4 separate regions of the Homo sapiens genome follow, and all the other regions are linked to region 2. Evidence: read pairs that join two places in POLR2A ChIA-PET (ENCODE). Cell type or tissue: OCI-LY7. All regions are shown on one strand. Region 1 overlaps LRRC2 (leucine rich repeat containing 2). Region 2 has its middle 9.6 kb from the start of RTP3. Region 3 overlaps LRRC2 (leucine rich repeat containing 2). Region 4 overlaps LRRC2 (leucine rich repeat containing 2).

Region 1 (5,000 bases), 54 kb before region 2:
AGCCCAAGGATGAATGAATGAATGCTTTTGCCTTTAGAGGAGGTTCTTCTGTCCCTTCCTCAGTGAAACGCAGCGCAGTCCTGGAAGCAGTGATGGGACCCACTTGGATACCTCTGTGGCTGAGCAGCTGGGATGCACGTGCCCTCTCCTGGGCAGCACAGTCTTTCAGGATGCGTTCCTCTCCTGTTCCCCGCCCTAGACCCTTAACATAATTCTTTGTCTTTAAAAAACATCAATTTAAGTGACGGCGCCTTTCATTCAACTAACGCCCTGGCAGTGGGCAATTACTTACTTGCCGAAGTGCCGAAGGGCAGCAAAGGAATTTCTGCAGATCCTTTATCTGGTTTTCCTGTCCTGAGATTCTGAGGCCAGGGCAAAGACAATTCCATCTTTCTTTCCTCAGGTCCCATAATAACTTGGGCTATTGCCCATTTCATCGGGACAGGGTTCCCTGGGACCCTCCGTCCATCTCTTTGTATCTTGCCATTTTGTGTCTTTTTTGTTTTGTTTTGTTTTGTTCAAGAGTCTTGCTCTGTCACCCAGGCTGGAGTGCAGTGGCGAGATCTCAGTTTCCCGAGGAGCTGGGACTACAGGTGTGTGCCACCATGCCTGGCTAATTTTTGTATTTTTAGTAGAGACGGGGTTTCACCATGTTGGCCAGGTTGGTCTCGAACTCCTGACCTCAGGTGATCTGCCCGCCTTTGCCTCCCAAAGTGCTGGGATTACAGGCAAGAGCCACCACGCCCGGGCTTTGTATTTTTTTCCTAGAGGCGGGGTTTTGCCAGGTTGCCCAGGCTGGTCTCGAATTCCTGAGCTTGAGCCTATTACCCTGCCATTTTGTGACTAAAAGGACTCGGTGGAGAGACTAAATATTTTGCGTGACCTGGGGCTGTCTTTTATTAGCCATGTGATCCGAGGTGGTTTTTATCATTTGATAAAAATGCATATCACTTTTATGGGTTTTTATCATTCTTATCAGTAAAATGCTGCTAATGCTTGCCCTGACCCTATCTGAGTGCTATTGAGAGGATGAAGTGCATGAATATTCTGTAAAGTATACAGTTCTCCAAAAATGCAAGAGGTTATTACTGTAAACCTCTTTACTGTTCTTTCCCTTGCATCCCCATCATTGAGATCAGTAGGTAACGGGCTGCCTATTCTAGGGCACGAAGGGAGGCATGTCTGGATTGTTAATTAAATACCATTGGCCAGTAAACACGATCCTGGGTGTGGCACTTACCCTGTAAGGGTGTCCAGTTCACCTGGAGAACCTGTCACGAGCCCTCATGTTTCACAATCTACCTTTTGAAAATCATTGTAAAGGGTATTTATTATTTATTATTATTATTATTATTATTATTATTATTAATTGAGATGGAGTCTCGCTCTGTCACCCAGGCTGGAGCACAGTGGTGCGATCTCAGCTCGCTGCAAGCTCCGCCTCCCGGGTTCACGCCATTCTCCTGCCTCAGCCTCCCGAGTAGCTGGGACCACAGGCACCCGCCACCATACCCGGCTAAATTTTTGTATTTTTAGTAGAGACGGGTTTTCACCGTGTTAACCAGGATGGTCTCGATCTCCTGACCTCGTGATCCGCCCGCCTCGGCCTCCCAAAGTGCTGGGATTACAGGCGTGAGTCACTGCACCTGGCCTGTAAAGCGTGTTTAATGTGCCCGGTATGGTAAAGGGAATGGGAAGATGGTTAGAATTCAGCAGGCTGGGAGAGACCTCCATTGTGAACCAGGTGGATGGCGTCCTCAAAACTTGCAATCTCTTTGTCCCCATACGCCATCCCCTAAGCCGTACTCTGTTGTGATTGAGTACAGGAGAGTCCAGGAAGACTCTGGGCCCCACATATTCTTTAGAGTGAATTTCAGTTACCGTTTTCCTCCCCCAGAGAGCTTGTGCTTCGGCCTCACCTCTGACTAAGGAGTGAAAGGCTGTGTGTGTTAAGGGATTTTTCAGCCTCTTAGAGTGCTCTGTGGCAGTGAGGGATTTGTGGCCTCCAAAGTCACACCTGGCAGCCTGCCTGGCCCCTGCAAGAGGTCAGGAGGGAAGGAATGGGCTGTGGAGCTTCTGGGGCCTTAGGGACTAGGTAGAGAGAGATCTGCTGCGGCCCTTAGGGCTGGCTGAGGCTGTGTGGCCAGCTTGGGCTGAGGGCTGGGGCTCCTGTTTTGAGTCAGAAGCTCTCAGACCCCGGACCCTGCTCGTATAGGGGAGATCCTCAATTTTATTTTCCAACCCTGCAATAGAATTTTTCATTTTTACTACCACATGTTTAATTTCCCCGAGCTGTTTGCTGTTTGTTTTTTCAAATGGATGAATTCTGTGAAGTGGCTTTATTTTTCCACTTTTACAGATATCTCTTAATCTTAGCTTTTAAAATTTTGTTCTGTTTTTATTTTGCAGGGTAATGGCTTTTCTTAGCTATCTTGGGATCAATCTTTTTTTTTTTTCTTTTCTTCTTTTTTTTTCTTTTGTTTGTTTTTTGAGACAGAGCCCTGCTTAGTCACTCTGTCTGGAGTGCAGTGGCATGAACATGGCTCACTGTAGCCTCTATCTCCTGGACTCAAGTGATCCTTCCACCTTAGCCTTCTCTGTAGCTGGAACCAACAGGTGCATGCCACCACACTCGGCTAATTTAATTTTTTTTTAAAGATGGAGTCTCACTTTGTGGTCTGGGCTGGTCTTGAACTCCTAGGCTCAAGTGATTGTCTTGCCTTAGCCTCCCAAAGTGCTGGATAGTTTTTTTGGGGGGGATGCTTTCTTGTTTCAGAGTTTCCTTTTTCTTTTAGGGTATGTGTCTTTATCTTGCATGTTGGGACATTTCTTGGAGGTCTGGAGACACTGGGTTGTCCAGAGCACTAACAAGCTGACCAGAAGCTCTGAGTGTGTGTCGGGCACACTTAGCTTTTGAGGAAGTTGCTGTAAAGTCCCCATCTCACTGGTGCCTCCCCTCTCCTATTCATGATTATTCATGAATGTTCATGAATGCACATTCATGATTTGTCTGGAGCTATGGGAGCATACAGAGAAGGATCTTCTCAGTTCCTGGGGCAGAGAGAATCTCAGCATTCATCACTCATCATCTGATTGCCACCTCCCCTGCCTCAGCTGTGCTTGAGGTACCCCAGTTCAGGGACTTTGTTGAACCTCCTCCAGTGAATAAGCCTCAGCTTCCTACTGGTGGGGAGCAGAGGTAATTGCTGTGTGGCATGGATGGGGGTCAAGGTTCTGGTCCTCAGACTTTGAACCCGATCTCTTTCTTTGGGCCGTGACTTCAGCTCTCACTTCCAGGGGTACCAGGCTCTTCTACTGCCGAGTCTCTGGTGGCTTCTGGTGAGAAGCCCAGGTTGTATCTCAGTTGTTTCTGCTGCTAGTCTAAGATTGAGCAGCTCTGGGAAGCCAGGTTACCATCTTCCGGCTGTCTGGTTATCCACATTTTGCAGCTGATGTCTCCTTTCCCTTTCTCTTTGCCCTTCTGCAAGGTTTATGGCACCTAAAAAGTTCCTGTACTGTTGTCTTTAATGGAATTTTGGAGAAGAGCAAAAGTACATGCATACATTCAATCTGTCATTTTTACTCGATTCTTTTCATTTCTATTTCATTTGATATCCTAATATTTTTCTTTTCTTTTCTTTTTTTTTTTTTTTTGAGACGGAGTCTCGCTCTGTCGCCCAGGCTGGAGTGCAGTGGCATATTCTCGGCTCACTTCAAGGTCCGCTTCCCGGGTTCACACCATTCTCCTGCCTCAGCCTCCCGAGCAGCTGGGACTGCAGGCGCCCGCCACCACGCCCGGCTAATGTTTTGTATTTTTAGTAGAGACGGAGTTTCACTGTGTTAGCCAGGATGGTCTCGATCTCCTGACCTCGTGATCTGCCCGCCTCGGCCTCCCAAAGTGCTGGGATTACAGGCGTGAGCCACCATGCCCGGCCTATCCTAATATTTTTCTTGTTGAAAATAGTCATGAACATAATTTTAGAAATTTAATAATCTTTCATGTGTGCCATTATTGAAAGAGTGGAATGAGGTTATTTATGAGACAGTCAGTACGTTGAAGTGTCAATGAAGAGATTGTGATTATGAGCCTGTGGTCAGCTCCCTGATGACCCAACTCATTTTGTCTCAGTTCCAGGAGGCAACCCTCTGGTGTGGTGTGGGTTCCATTCAGATCAAGAGGTGTCGGGACAGTTTGCCAGGGCCACGAGAAGGGGGCAGGTGGTAACTAGGTAGTTGGCTTCAGAAGCAGCGGCACAGGGCCCTATGCTTGGTTTAATGCTCTGTGCTCACCATCTTGAACTTCTTAATTTTTAACAAGGTGCCTGCATTTTCATTTTGCACTAGGCTCTGCAAACTCAGTAGTGGATCCTTACTGTAAGTGATTCACTTAAATGTCTTTGGGGTTTCAGCTTTCCTCTTCCAAAGGGGCTCACTTTGCCTATCAATTTTTTTTTTTTTTTTTGAGATGGAGTCTCACTCTGTCACCCAGGCTGGAGTGCAGTGGTGCTATTTTGGCTCACTACAACCTTCGCCTCCTGGGTTCAAGCGATTCTCCTTCCTCAGCCTCCCAAGTAGCTGGGATTACAAGTGCACGCCACCACACCTAGCTAATTTTTGTATTTTTAGTAGAGATGGGGTTTCACCATGTTGGCCAGGCTGGTCTCGAACTCCTGACCTCAGGTGATTCACCCGCCTTGGCCTCCCAAATTGCTGGGATTACAGGCGTGAGCCACTGTGCCCGGCCCACTTTGCCTATCTTATGGTACTGTTGCATGAGATAATACTAGAGTGAAAGCACTTTTGCAAGTTAACAGCTTAACCCACACACAGGAGGGCAATGGTTGTAAAGCACATTACAAGTACCAAGTACAAAAAAGAAGGATCACTATGGACTCCATTGCTCCCTCCACCTCCCCTTCAACTGCCATGGAGTTTTCCACACCTCATCCCACCTCCACCCTGTGCTCCAGCCACTTTGCTGATGGTGCGTTGTGGTCAGC
Region 2 (5,000 bases):
AACGCCTTCAAAGGGGTGTTGGAAGAGCCTGCTGACCAAATACCAAATGTTTATAAGCCTGTGGAGCAACAGGGACAAATATAGCTGCCACTCTTAGAAATTAGTACAGCCACTTTGGGAAACAGTTTGGGATTAAAGATACACATGCCCTGTTCAGCAATTCTACTTGTATGTATACCATCCAGATAAACATTTGCACGTATAGTATACTGATATGTATTAGAATACTTATAGAAATACAATTTTAAAATAGAAACAACTGGAACACTCCTCTCTCCTCCCAGTGAACAGATAAAACCTTTTGTTAGAGTCATCCAGTGGAATTCTATGCGGCAGTGAAAATGAATGAACTAGAGTAGGGTTTGGTCACCTTTGGCCCACAACCAAATCTGGCCCATCACGAGTTTCTGTGTGGCTCAAGAACTAAGAATGACTCATAAAGATGGATATTTGAAGTAGATAAAAAATAGTCACTTTGATATTTTCCCCAAAAGAATTTCATTATTCTAGATCTGTATTACAAAACAATTGATTTGATTATTATTATTTTATTATAATATTACATTTTGAATTTCATCAACAAAGTTTTGTGGTAATTTGTCTTCCTTCTTATACCTAGATAAGGACCTACATAATATCTTTGATTTGCCTCTTGGTCCACAAAGCCTAAAATATTTATTATCTGGCTCTTTACAGAAAGAGGTTTGCCATTCCCTAAACTAGAGCTACATAGATCAACATGGGCTTATCTCACAATCATGGCATTGAGTAAAGAATTCAAGCTGCTGGAGCTTCTACACAACAAAATACCTCTTACGTGAGGAACAAAACCACAATGCCATCACTTAGGAAATCATGCACTTGTAGTTAAGAACATAAAGAAATTTATAAACATAAAGGAGGGTGGATGAGAGGTCCTGTGGCTGTGCTGGGGTTGTGAGCTACCCTGGCTATGGTAGTATTTCCAGTTCAGGCTTGAGAGAGTGAGTGCTACCTACCCTTCTAAATGCTGCAAAGAGTATCACTGAGCAAAGGATGCCATGATCAGCACAGGGAACAGAGAACACACTGGACTCAAAGGAGAGAAAGTGAATTTGTAACTTTGGGTTCCTTTAAGCCTGGTTTTCTTGTGATCCCCGCTCTCTTACTGTTGAAGCTGTGGCCAACCTGTTCCTGAGACCAGCCTGCCTCAGGTCCCTGCCTGAGTAGCTCTGCCTGTGGGGCAGTGGAGAGTATGTCTCACGTCCCTGGACCAGGTGACCCATGGTTAGTGGCTCCCAGGCCAAGCTCCAGGTGAACGTTCAAGGCTGGGGTTTGACAGTGGGATGCTAACCAGCCCCGCTGCTCCTGCCACCAGCCCAGGGGCACAGGGCACGAACCAGAACCTGCATTTCTCATCCCACTGGCCTTGGTCCCCAAGGTGCTGCAGTAATTGAGCTGCTTTTTAAATTAGGACACATTCCTCTGGGGCCAAGGCTGGTCTTCTTTCCCAGAGGGAGTGATCCTAGGACAGGAGAGGAGTTAATGAAGAAACTGCATTGTATCCTCGTGCTGAGGGAGTGCACCCTGGGAAGGACAAGCTTGGAAGGGTTCAGACTTCTTGGAGGTGCAGTCAGCACACCTGCTAGCAGAGGACTCTCACCGGTTTGGTCAGGCTGGCGCTGGCCAGGAATTTGTTGGGCAGGCAACAGGCCACTGTCTGTAAGCCGACAAAGGAGCAGGGGATCGGGAACCAGTGACATGGGCATACAGTGGGGACAGGAGGCCTTTTGAGCGCCTGAGCCACTGGAGGCTTGCAGGAAGTGCTGCAGCTCAGCATGGAACCTTCGGGGCCACAGGGCAGGCGGGAGCTTGGAGAGGAAGTCTGGGCGCCAGCACGGACAGCAGGCCTGCAGAGCACACAGGCTGCTCGGAGACTCCGAGGTCTGTGTTGAGAGGGCTGCAGAAAAGGTCATCGCCACACCCAGGCTGCAGGTGCAGCAGACCGCAGTCCTCACACCCGGACCGCCCTCCCGTGGCCCTCACTGGAAATGGCAGGAGCGCCCCTTCCTCCTGCAACGTCCCTCCACCGCCCTCTACCGAGCAATCTTGCCGAGCTCACTGAAGGAGAGAGATGCTTGGAGAAGTCCACGTCAGCGCATATGCTATATTGAAGGACGCGTTCGGAGCTGGGAGACAATGCATAAAAAGCATATAAACTTTATTACAAATTCATTATATAACCGCACCAGTGGGGGCTGGGGGAGAGAAGGGACTGGCCTAAATAACATTGGAAGATAATATTTTGCCTGGAAATTATTAGGCTAAAGATGAAAGGTACTATGAACAATGTACTCTAATTGATAAATATATATATATATATATATATATATATATATATATATATATATATTTATTTATTTTTGAGACAGAGTCTTGCTCTGTCTCCCAGGCTGGAGTGCAATGGCGCGATCTCGGCTCACCGCAATCTCCGACTCCCTGGTTTAAGCGATTCTCCTGCCTAAGCCTCCCAAGTAGCTTGGATTACAGGCAATGCCACCATGACCAGCTAATTTTTGCAATTTTGGTAGAGATGGGGTTTCACCATGTTGGCCAGGATGGTCTCGATCTCCTGACCTCATGATCGTCCCGCCTCGGCCTCCCAAAGTGCTGGGATTACAGGCATGAGTCACTGTGCCCGGTCGATAAATTTATTTTACATAAGGGTACCCAGGTTAAGGATTCTGAAACAGCTTCATGGGTGTACTGGGGATGAGCAAATAAGTAAATACATGAGAGAAGGTGGGCCAGGTTGTTCACACTGTGGGAGAGGAAAGTTACAATTAACAAGAAAGGAAGGCTGGAATGAATCCTGGAGATGGGATTACAGTTGGAGACATCAGTACGATGCTCAGTATATACACAGATGGATAGATACAGAAACAATGTGGATATGTGTATATCTAATAATTTAGTATGTATGCATATATTACCTGGCTCAGTCAGCTGAGAGGGCCTAGAGGCAATGACACCCCAGTGCTCACATCTTGGTTTCTAAATACCTTTCTCCAATAAAAGAAGCAAAGGCTCCTTGGAGAAATGACTGATAAAATACAAGAGCCTGGAGCATCTTGTAGCACCAGAAAGAAAGGAAGTACTCAAAAACAAAAAGGGTGGGAACACATCAGAGGGACACAGGAACCAACCTGAAGGAGCTCCCAATGGCCAATGCTGGAACGATGTGAACAACAAAATAACTAACATAGTATTGTATTGTGTTATAACCCAAAGTATTAAATATAAGTGAGGCTATTCTGATATAAATGATTGAATAAATAGAGTACAAAGACGAATCTTTTTTTTTTTTTAACAGAATTTGAAATAGCATGTTAGACAGTCCTCCCTCCAGGGGATGAGGCTTAGTTCAGCTGCTACCATCCTCTTTCTGGGTAGGCTAGACACTTCCAAATAACAGAGTATGGAAACGGAAAAAGAGTAACTAGTAGAGAAACCTGGTAGATACTACCTTTAACCCAGTGATGAAGGTGAGCATCACCAGTGTGGATGTAATGCACCCTCTAATAGGTTGTGATAAGAAGGGTGCTCCTCCTCTGTAGTGTGCTTCCCCCCAACCTGTAACCCCAGTCTAATCGTGAGAAAAACATGAGACAGACTTAGACTGGGGGACATTCTACAGGATGCCTGACCAGTACTCCTCAAAACTGTTGAGGTCATTAAAATTAAGGAAAAACTCAAAAACTGTCACAGCAGATCAGAGGAGGCTGGGACAAATGACAAGTAAATGCAATGTGGTATCCTGGATGGGATTCTGGAACAAAAAAGAGGACATTAATAGAAAAGTTGATGGAATCCAAATAAGGTCTGGCATTTAGTTAATAGTAACATATCAATGTCAGCTTCTTAGTTTTGACAAATATACCATAGTAACGTAAGATGGTAACAATGGGGGAAACTGGATGAGAGGTGGATGGGAAATCTCTGAACGGTCTTTGTAACTTTACTGTAAAACTATACCAAAATAAAAAGTTTATTTTAAAACATGGATGTATTGGGCAGGTAAGTTCTCCTTTGTGAGACCCAGTTTTCTTACTTGTGAAATGAGGCAAATAGTCTTCTCCGGGTCCTGCCAGGCCATGATGAAGAAATGTCTTTGTGGTCAACAGATGCACTGTGCATGTTGAGGTACGGGGGCTGGATAGTGAGGCCAAACTTGCGCCTTTACAAGGTATCTTGGTCCACCTATGTGGCTGAGCTGGACTTCTTTTGGCCCCACAGCTTTCTTTACCCCTCTCTGTGGAGAGTGGCAGTTCTGGTGTCTATCGTACCAAAGTCTTCCCAGCTGCAATTCATTCTACTGCTTTTGTTCCCTCCTCTGGGAATATATGAGTTCCCTAATGCAGCCTGGAGATCACCTCATCTTCATGGATGGAATATAGGCTTCTGAGAAACAAACTCCCCCATTCAAACCCAAAGAATGGACTCAGAGACCCCGAGAATAGCGAAAGTGAGACTTTTAATGATGGTCTTGCAAGATTGGGTGTGTGGCATGCAGGCACACCCAGCAAAGTTTCAACAAGCAATTTATACCCTAGTGCGCAGGTGCCTCCCCCGGTTCCCAATAGGCTGAGTACTATGGGGTTACAATCTTCCTGGATGTTGCCTATTGATTGTTAGTCAGGGGCTTCAGGTGTTTTGTTTGTTTGTCTGTTTGTTTTTAGGGTTGTTTTGGTGCATTTTGTTGCAGCCCACAATGCATTGCAATCCTGGTTAGCTTAGGGGCTCTTTAAGTATTTGACTTATGACCTAAGTAGCTGGGCAGGCTGATAAGAACAGACAAAGCAAGCTATTTTGCAGACTATTAAACTTTTACCTTAGACTAAACTTCGTTGGTTCAGGTGAGGGCAACCAAGTGTGGCGGAAGGGGGAGGAAAGGGGAGGCCAACAAGCAGGCCTTGGCTATCCAAGCAGGAGCCTAGTACATTCTGTTTCTTCTGCAGTTT
Region 3 (5,000 bases), 61 kb before region 2:
AAGTACTACCAAACCTTAAGAACATTAGGAAACTGTCATCCTCCCAGCCTCGGCAATAGAGTGAGACCCTGTCTCCACAAAAAATTAAAAAATTAGTTGGGTGTGATGGTGTGATCCTGTAGTCCCAGCTGCTTGGGAGGCTGAAGCAGGAAGATTGCCTGAGCCCAGGAGGTTGAGGCTGCAGTTGGAGCTATGATCGTGCCACTGCATTCCAGCCTGGGCAACAGAGTGAGACTCTGTCTCAATAAAAACAAGACAAACAAAACCCAACCAGCCAAACAAGCTAAAAAAAAAAAAAAAAAAAAAAAGCAAACTGTCATCCTTGAAGTAGTAAGGCATATCATCATTCCTTAAGCCAAGTGATTCATTCATATTTCATTTTAAAGTTTATGTTAAAACTGTTTTCTGTTTGTGTATCAAGCTGACATATCTATATATTTTTTAAATAGGTAATTTCATGCTCCCAAAATGGGACATAAAGTGGTTGTCTTCGACATTTCTGTCATCAGAGCCTTGTGGGAAACTCGTGTCAAGAAGCACAAAGCTTGGCAGAAGAAGGAGGTGGAAAGGCTTGAGAAGAGCGCCTTGGAGAAGTACGTGTTTTCTCAACCTAGTCTTGTAGCTTGTTTGGTGAATAAGGATTTGGACAGGCAACAGTTGCGTTGTGGAGGAGGATGCTTTTCTTCTGGGATTTCTCACTGTTGGTAAAATTTTCCTCATTAAACTTCAGAGCCTTACACTGTTGCTCAGTACAAATACGCAGTTCCTATGATAGCAACACCCATGGTTATAAGGACCTACCCACCACCCTTGTGGTAGGCACGAGGAAGACCGAGATGACACGATAAATCCCCCCACAGTAAATGCTGTAGCAGGCTGCCTAGCTAGAGTTCACTGAGCTAACTCACTAGGCTGTCTGGCGCTCTGGACACCATCTGACTGCCATCTGGGGCAGCTTGGGGCTACTCTGTTGTGCACTTCAGCCCTCCCCCATTGAGCTGAATTCTAGGTAAGATTCATTGTGTTGGTGTCGTTTTTACTTGGATGAAATGGTGTCATTTGCCTATCATATACGGCCGTGAAATATGAGTAAAAGAAAGTTATGTATATGAACACCAAGTTGAGTGCTTTGGAAAATCTACAAGGTAGAAAGGTTGAAGATGGCTTTGCATATGTCTGCAATTTTTATTCCCTGTGGAGAAACCAGAACTGGAACTCATGGATGATGCATTAGGGGTGCTGTTTATATAAGATTGACACAATGGGATTCTCATTGGCAGACCCATTCTCAAAGAAAGTCCCAACCCTACATCAAGTTGGCCAATGATGGTATATTTGCACACTTTAAATTAAAAGCAAGATGTGTAGGGGCTGGGCGCAGTGGCTCACGCCTGTAATCCCAGCACTCTAGGAGACCGAGGCAGGCGGATCACAAGGTCAGGAGATCGAGACCATCCTGGCTAACACGGTGAAACCCCGTCTCTGCTAAAAATACAAAAAATTAGCCGGGCGTGGTGGCGGGCGCCTGTAGTCCCAGCTACTTGGGAGGCTGAGGCAGGAAGGCAGGAGAATGGCGTGAACCCGGGAGGCAGAGCTTGCAGTGAGCTGAGATCAAGCCACTGCATTCCAGCCTGGGCGACAGAGCGAGACTCTGTCTCAAAAAAAAAAAAAAAAAAAAAAAAGATGTGTAAGGTGTGAATGTGTCTACATTCTTGGTTCTCCACCTTCATTAGCTTTTTGGATTAAACAAATACCTATTCTGATCATGCTTGATAATTAAGCTGCTACTGTATTCATCACAGTGGTTTCAGGTGGTTACCACCATCCCTAATTTGCAGATGAGGAAGTTGGGACTTAGGTAAGTTGCTCAAGTTCACACAGATGGTAAGTGGAAGATGTGGCCAAGCCCTTGCCTCTGTATAATGCTGTAATCACAGGTAGTTAGAACGTCTTTTCTCTTGCCACTAATCTGAGATTGTCCAATATGACATAAAGGATTGCTTGAGGAGTTTGAGACTAGCCTGGGCAACATAGTGAGACTCTGTCTTTACAAAAAAACAACAAAAAAGAATTACAACCCTTAAACCAGAAAGCCCACATGGCAACGCATCCAAGAGACCTACACTCACATAAATCATACAAGGTCCCAGAGCCCAAAGTAGCTCTCAGCCCTGCTTTGATTTCCTCCGCACACCTAGCATCTGGGGTTACTCTACAGCAGAACAAGCTTGCTGCATGGAGGCCCACGCCCTTGGCAGTGGGGAGGGGAGTTAGGGAAGCACCTGTAGCTGATGCAACTTCCTGAGGTTCTTGGAAGAGGAGCCATTTGCAGACACCTGGGGTCTGCAGACTGTGCTCTCTCATCTGCTTTGGAGTGGGATCTGCCCCTTCAACGCTGTCTTTCTTTGAGGTGTTAAACAGCTTCACGCATCTCATGTACATAGGATTGAGCTTGACTTGGGCTCAGTGTCATTGAGCTTGTGCACTGTCTCATCTTAACCTAAGACAGAAAACTTCTTGGATATTTGTTTGGCTTTTCTAGCCCAAGATAAGGAAAACAGCCACCAAGTTGGCTGGGCAGATAAGGAGGAATGTGAGGTAGGGCTGGGGAAGAATGTGCATGTTTAAGAAAGGAACTTAGTTTCTCAGCCTCTTCAGAAATGGGGGTAGTAAATTTGCCTTCTTTACAGGTGTTTTTGAGCTTCCATAATATAATTCATACTGTGATCATTAGTACTATTTGAGGGTTAACTTTTAGTTTCTCAGGATCTGTTTACTGTTCAAAGGAGTAATTAATATGTTGAAAAATTAATGCCTGCCTGATTATAAAAGGCAACTATTTGGTTAATTTAAATTTACTGAAACAAATAAAACCTCCTAGCTTGTTCTGTTACCTCACTTTAGGGTATCTCATCCTGTAATGCTGTAGTTGTTATGAAGTATATACCGATACTTAAACATTATAAGTAGAGATAAAATATGAAATATCACTCTCTCCGAATGAAACTTGATCATTTGGAGCGGAGGTTCCCAAGCCCTGGGCTGGCCTTTTAGGAACTGGGCCACACAGCAGGAGGTGTGCAGGGGGCAAGCGGGCATTACCACCTGAGCTCCACCTCCTGTCAGATCAGCGGCAGCATTAGATTCTCATAGGAGCACAAACCCTTTTGTGAATTGTGCATACAAGGGATCTAGGTTGCCCACTGCTTATGAGAATCTAATGCCTGATGATCTGAGGTGGAACAGTTTTATCCCGAAACCATCCCCCCAACCCCTCATCCATGGAAAAATTGTCTTCCATGAAACTGGTCCCTGGTGCCAAAAAGGTTGAGGACTGCTGATTTAGAGGGAGAAATAAAAGAGCTATTGTTAGGCTGTAAGTGAAGAATTTCTTCTCCATTGAGGCTGTTTGCCATCTGGGCTGGGATTGTGGTTTCCTTTCCTAAGGAAAAGGTATTTTATTTACACATTTATTGATTTAATTAGAAGAACTCTAATGGCATTTTTTTTGTATGTTTATTGCATATTTGGCATTCAGCTAAAACTGAGTTGAGAGGAAGATTTCACATTGAATTATATGGGTGATAGAGTGAAAAGACAACGAATTTTATTTATTTTAATTACTTTCAAGGAAGAGAATGGAATTAAAAAAATAGTTTATATTTCCTTCTTCACTTTCCTTTCATCAGGTTTCAGAGGGAATCAGACATAAAATATTTAAGAAGGAAAATAAGACATAAAGAAAATAAGACAACAAATATTTAAGAAATAATACAAAATAGATTTGGTATATAATTATTTTTAATGGGGTACATCTAATTTTCTTTTTTCTCCATTTTATATTGGCTGTACCAAAATATGTGAAATATTTATAACAATTTGTAATATGTGCTATAGGAATGATATATTACATAGGGATGAGCCGGTATCATCTCATTATATTGCTAGGATCTGCCTTCAGGTTCAGTCTAAGAAATGAGGAAAGAAAAGTTAGAGACATTAATCTGAAAAGTGCCCAGTGAATACAAGAACTTGCAGTGGCTGTGCTGTTGGTTTTAAAAATTTTGGAGGTATTGCTTCTAACAGAAGTTCTAGCAGCATGTCTTTGACCTAGAGTCTGCCCCTTGTCCTGACTGCTACAGTAAGATCTAAATCTACAGGTAGATATTTAAAATTCATTTTTATCATATGGTTATAAAACTAAATCACACAGAAAAGCTAATAAGGAAAAGCAACAATTCCAAGCCACTACAACTTCTCCCAGAGGAGCCCACTTCTCTTTCAGCACTTTCTTCTGCTTTTAAATTCATATCCCTTCATGTGCTGACACACACACACACACACACACACACATACACACACACATATGTTATATATATATTTTTTTTTTTCTTGTAATTTTTTTGGGACAAGTCTCTTTCTGTTGCCCAGGCTGGAGTGCAGTGGTGTGATCATAGCTCACTGCAGCCTCGACTTCCAGGGCTTAAACAGTTTTCCTAGCTCAGCCTCCTGAGTAGCTGGGACTACAAGCATGTGCCACCAGCCCCGCTTTCTTTTTTTTTTCTTGTATTTTTTGTAGAGACAGGGGTCTCACTTTGTTTCCCAGGCTGGTCTCAAACTCTTGGCCTCAAGTGTTCCTCCTGCCTGAACCACTGCACCTGGCAATATTTTTAAATTTATCACTTTTGTTATATTACTTATAGACTTCATATGTAGATCCTGAAGCCCTGACTCATGGATTGCTGGGTGGTTTTCCCCAGCGCAGCTCACTGGGACTGAGACCTATAGAGCTGTGCCAGCCAGTGCTGTCAGCAAAATGTTTTTCTTCAAATGTTCCAGCTTCCCTCAGTTGAATGGCAAGCATGAAACTCCAGCAATATCTGAAATGGTTTCTTAAAAGCAAAACATCTGATTAAGAAGGTGACATTTGCATGTAGACCTGGGGAGCCAGCCCTGCAGAAATCTAAGAACAAGGGTTGCAGGCAGGCATAACAGCAAAT
Region 4 (5,000 bases), 73 kb before region 2:
ACTCAAAACCCCCTCATTTGATGGCCATAGCACACCTCTGTCTGCAGGGGCTTGGACAAGGTGATGGAGAGGCCCCACCAGTTCCCATCGTATGCTACAGTATGACCTGCTCAGCTGAACTCATGGGGGCCGGTGTGTGAACCCAAGTCTGGGGACTCCCAAGTGGCTGCTCCTGTCAGTAAACTGTGGCTCGTCTATGGCTTGGTCCATGGACAGACAAAATATAATGAATCAAATACTTTAACTTGCATGAAGTATTGTGATGCAAATAAACAGTAGACTGAGAAATAAAATAACAGGCGGGTTTACTTTAGATGAGGAGGCTGGGAAGGCCAGACAGGAGAAAACATTTAAGGTGGGTTCCAGGGGTGTGGGGAGGAAGCCATGTGACTTGGGGAGGAATGCTCTAGGCTGAGGGAGCAGTGTGTGCTGAGCTCTGAGGGGGAAGAGGCGTGGGGTGGATAAGCACAGAGGAGGGGAGCAGGAGGGGTGAGGTGGGATGGGCAGGCCGAGGGCAGACCATGCCAGGGGCTCACTGCCTCTGTGGAAAGCTGGGATCTCATTCTCATTTCAAAGGCAGGCCTTGGGGAGATTTGTGCCAGGTGGTGGCATGATCTAGTTCTCATTGGAAAGTGACTCTCACTATTGAGTAGAAGATGGGGTTGAGTGGGAAGCCAGGAGACCAATTAGGGGGCCTTTCCCCAACTGAGGCAAGGCGTGACACTAGTTGGTGGTGAGAAATGCATGCCCTCTAAGATGTAGGTGATAACTGGAGGTGTGGATGAATGTGTGTGTGTGTGCATGCATGTGTGTGTGTGCATACTATCTGCATAGTGGGTGGGCAGAGTGAGGAAACGAAGCAAAAGAAGTGACTTCTGGCCGAGTACAGTGGCTCATACCTGTAATCTCAGCACTTTGGGATGCCGAGGCGGGCAGATCACCTGAGGTCAGGAGTTTGAGACTAGCCTGGTCAACATGGTGAAACCCTATCTCTACTAAAAATACAAAAATTAGCCGGATATGGTGGCTTTTGCCTGTAATCCCAGCTACTCAGGAGGCTGAGGAAGAATTGCTTGAACCCAGGAAGTGAAGTTTGCAGTGAGCTGAGATTGTGCCACTGCACTCCAGCCTGGGTGACAGAGTGAGACTTCATCTCAAAAAAAAAAAAAAAGAAGTAACTTCTAGATCTTCTAGATTATGATGGAGTCATTCCTGAGGTGTGGAATTAAAGGAGGCCTAGGATGGACAAACTCTAAAGGAGCAAGTTTGGAGAACATCATGTTTCTTTGAGATATGTGTGAGACATCCAAGTGCATATTCAAGGAGGCAGCTGAACATGCACACCAGATGGCACCAGAAGTTAAGACTGATTTTTAAAGTGTCTTTTATAAAAATCCACTGTCTTGGTTATTTATTGCTGCATAACAGTTTATTCTAGACTGTTAGTTTAGAATAACACACATTTATTATCTCACAGTTTCTGAGAGTCAGAAATCCAGGGCAGTTTAGCTGAGTGTTTCTGGCTTAGGGTCTCATGAAGTTGTGGTCAAGATGTCCACAGGGGCTGCCGTCATCTGAAGGCTTGACTGGGGATGGAGGATCTGCTTTTAAGACAGCCCCCTCTCATGGCTGTTGACAGGAGGCCTCAGTTCCTCTCCTTGTGAAGCTTTTCCACAAGGCTGCTTGAGCATCATCATGACATGGCAGCTGACTTCCTAGAGTGAGTGATCTGACAGAGAGTGAAGACCTAGTCTCAGAAGCCACACACCATTACTTTCACCACATTCTAGTCATTAGAAGTGAGTCACTAAGTCTAGCCCATGCTCAAGGGGGGAGGAATTAAGTTCTACCTTTTTAAAGGGAAGAATGTGAAAGACTTTGTGGATATAGTTTAAAACCATCACATCCACCAAAGCAAAATATTTTACATTTTATTGTCCACTAAAGCTAGGATCAGTAAACTATAACCTGCAGGCCTGGCACCTGTTTACATATGGAATGTGGGCACTGCTGGAGCATCTGGGGACCAAGCTGGGGTATTTTCTTCTGTTTCTACTCCCCCACTGCTCTCAGCTCCTGTCCACCTGGCCAGCTGTACCTTGCTGCAGTCCAGGGCCCACCCTGGTTGCCATCTACACATTGGAGACTCTATTGTTAGCAACCAAGCAATGGAATCTCAGTTCAGGAGCTGGTGACTGAGTAGGTCACCTTGCTTCCAGCCAGCTATCCAACTTGTGATGACGGGAGGAGAGAAGGACACACAGGCACCTGTCTGGGTGATACTGGGGCAGAGAAAGAAATGGACTGCAGCAGGCTCACTCCCCGGCCCCTTCCCCTGCCAACCTCTCCCCTCTCTTTTTGTTTTTTTGAGACCCAGGCTGGAGTGCACTGATGCAATCTCAGCTCACTGCAACATCTGCCTCCCAGGCCCAAGTGATCCTCTCACATCAACCTCCTTAGTAGCTGGGACCACAGATGCATGCCACCACCCAGCTATTTTATTTATTCATTTTATTTTTTATTTTTGGTAAAGACAGGGTTTTGCCATGTTGCCCAGGCTGCTCTCAAACTCCTGAGCTTAAGCAATCCACCCACCTCAGCCTCCCAAAGTGCTGTGATTACAGGTGGGAGCCACTGCACCCAGCCACCCTGCCCCTTTTTCACCATACCTACTAGCCCTTTCCCTCTTGGGCTAGTCCCTCTTGTTCTGAGAATGTTTTTGGCAAGCAGCAGCTGGACATGAAACATGCTAACTACTCCGGATGGTTCTCTGGGGGCAAGCAGGGAGAGGCTCGCCAGAGGGTTCTCCTTTGTTATGTAAACGCCTACATATATCTTCAATTTTGCTTATTGGCCTGGGAAACCTCTATTATTTACCATCAAGTTTTCTCAGCCCTGTACTAAAACAAAAGATTTTCCAGGCATTATTTTCCTTAATCTAACCTTTGAGAGTGTGCTGATGGTTAACATTTTCACTCAGGAGCTGGAACACTAAGTGTCTGGGAGTCCTTGGACTGGAGAGGAACATGGCTGATGACACTTTGTGGCCCCAGTGTTCTTTCCTTTACAGTGAGAGATGCCACCGTTCTCCTTCTGTCTCATCATTGCAGGTGTTTTCTTCTCTGGAAGATGCTCTGTGACTGTGGACAGTGTAGCCCAAATTGAGGGAGGCTTGTTCTCATAATTCTGCTACAACCACACAAAACCAGACCCACAGCAGGGAACCGGAATCAGATGCTGTCTTGGAACCATGACACTTTGCTGTCAAATTCAACGAGGGTCCAGGCTGAAGCTTTACACTTAGGCTGCTTTGTAGAATCTACTTCGTTGTAAAGTTTCCTATAAGAGGATATTGCTTTGTTTGTATTGAGGGTCTCTTGACTGGATCCCGTAGAGGTTAATTTTTCCCTTTTCTGTGTTGGGGTAGCATATGATGATGATGACATTTCTATAGTCCTAAAGAAAGTTAATGCTTAGGACATTGCATTCTATGTCTTTGCCTGAAAGATTGTGTTGACTAGAGTTTATTTTACAAAGAAGAGATTAGCTTTGTAAATTTGTGAGGAGATCTCTCCCCTGAGCTGCTGAGGGACTGGCACCTGTGTCTGTCCCTGACAACTGTGTCCTATGGGCTCCCCAGTGTGGTTTCTCCCCTGGATGGAGGGTCTCCTCCTTACCCTGGACTGACACATGGACTCTCATTTGAACTACTTTCTCAGTCTCAGAACCCACCCATGAACTACTACCTTCTAGGTTAAGGTAAAATTTGTCCAGTTGTCTAGAGAGGTCTGGACTTATCTCTGTCCTACATGGGATGCCAAGGGCTGGGCTGGACCTGGCACTTAGGATCTTGTATGTCATAGCTTCCCAGCACCTCTGGACATCACATGTAAATCTCTAGCAAATGTGGTCATCACCTACTGTTCTTAGTCTCCAGTTTTCATTATACATGTTGCAAACAAAACTTCGCAAGATGCTGATTTACATCCTGGCACATTCAACGCCCCCTTAATTGTATAAGAGAACTTCTTTTCCTGCTTTTTAAAAACACAGGGAAAATGGTGAACATGGTTAGATGACAGACAGAATATGCTCTTTCCCACCAAAATACTGAGAGTAGTAATGACTTATAACTACTTAAAAATATGTCAGGGCCTTTGGTAATTAAATTTCATAATTCCAGGAATTTATCAAAGATGATTAAGCCATTTTTTGTTGACATGATCAAATATTTAGAACACAAAGACATTAAGAAGAGACCATTCCTCTAAGATGGGAACTAGAATTACATTTCTCTAAGTTAATACATAGAAATTCATAAGCAATGATTTTAAAAATGTAGGGGCAGTTAATGTACAGCTCTGGCTACTAGCCAAGGGCTAACTGGCCTGAGGAAATGAAAGAACCTCAACAACAGAGTCTGTGATGTGTCTGGTTGATCTAGAGAACACGAGCCCTGTGTGTAGGGAGTAATTCTTCCAGCTTCAGTTACTGTGGCTGGCTGGGCTGCCCACACTGCTCAAATACAGTTAACTTTACTTTGGCTTTTTGGTTTATGTGTAGACTTGGGATCTGTGCACAGATTTCCTCAAAAAAACTAGGCTGACTGATTCTCTTATTAATGTTTCTTCACCACTGGCTGTGGACTTTGATCTTTATTTTCAGGATGATGCGTAGCGTTCCTTTATGGAGACTTTTAAGTCGAAAGCCAAAGCCTTAATTAAGATCTTTGCAGGTTAGATACTCCTGAGCTGAAGATAACAGAGTAAGAAAAGTGGTAAAAGAAAAATTAAATGCACTTCTTTTACCTATCATTTTTATGGTAGACATTTGAAATTTACCCTTTCAGTGATTTTGAAATATGCAATACTTTATTATTGACTATAGTCGCCCTGCTATGCAATAGATTTCAAAACATTCCTCCTACCTATCTGAAACTTTGTACCCTTTGACCAGTAACTGCCCATTCCCTTCCTCCCCGGCCCCAATCTCTTTCTACA

The links. Peaks named below come from ENCODE experiments on the same cell type or tissue, not always from the same donor. Only the 100,000 strongest peaks of a DNase experiment are listed, where the experiment ranks them.
Region 1: POLR2A ChIA-PET joins it to region 2 with 17 read pairs; 25 of 35 experiments call an interaction of 5 or more read pairs at or near these places.
Region 3: POLR2A ChIA-PET joins it to region 2 with 16 read pairs; 25 of 35 experiments call an interaction of 5 or more read pairs at or near these places.
Region 4: POLR2A ChIA-PET joins it to region 2 with 14 read pairs; 23 of 35 experiments call an interaction of 5 or more read pairs at or near these places.

The regions. Positions count from the first base shown.
Region 1 is chr3:46,539,987-46,544,986 of GRCh38, reverse strand. The region is part of intron 3 of LRRC2 (leucine rich repeat containing 2); the gene reads left to right. Among named protein-coding and RNA genes, the nearest start is that of LRRC2-AS1, 15 kb to the left of the region's middle. RefSeq lists an enhancer at 1-525. In OCI-LY7, no CTCF peak of the experiment used is centred here; DNase peaks (open chromatin) are centred at 2,666, 2,946 and 3,326; H3K4me3 peaks cover 2,337 bases; H3K27ac peaks cover 4,797 bases.
Region 2 is chr3:46,485,923-46,490,922 of GRCh38, reverse strand. No RefSeq gene overlaps it. Among named protein-coding and RNA genes, the nearest start is that of RTP3, 9.6 kb to the left of the region's middle. RefSeq lists enhancers at 792-1,566, 1,567-2,343. In OCI-LY7, CTCF peaks have their summits at 1,849 and 2,054 (motif pointing left); a DNase peak (open chromatin) is centred at 2,012; H3K4me3 peaks cover 355 bases; H3K27ac peaks cover 1,344 bases.
Region 3 is chr3:46,547,060-46,552,059 of GRCh38, reverse strand. It overlaps LRRC2 (leucine rich repeat containing 2), which reads left to right. Exons shown (of 9, transcript NM_024512.5): 2 at 450-593. The coding sequence starts at 469. Among named protein-coding and RNA genes, the nearest start is that of LRRC2-AS1, 7.8 kb to the left of the region's middle. In OCI-LY7, no CTCF peak of the experiment used is centred here; DNase peaks (open chromatin) are centred at 1,869, 2,279, 4,089, 4,939 and 1 weaker place; H3K4me3 peaks cover 3,260 bases; H3K27ac peaks cover 5,000 bases.
Region 4 is chr3:46,558,903-46,563,902 of GRCh38, reverse strand. All of the region lies in intron 1 of LRRC2 (leucine rich repeat containing 2), which reads left to right. It overlaps LRRC2-AS1 (LRRC2 antisense RNA 1), which reads right to left. Exons shown (of 3, transcript NR_073385.1): 3 at 4,215-4,751. Among named protein-coding and RNA genes, the nearest start is that of LRRC2-AS1, 4.0 kb to the right of the region's middle. RefSeq lists an enhancer at 485-986. In OCI-LY7, a CTCF peak has its summit at 1,395 (motif pointing right); no DNase peak of the experiment used is centred here.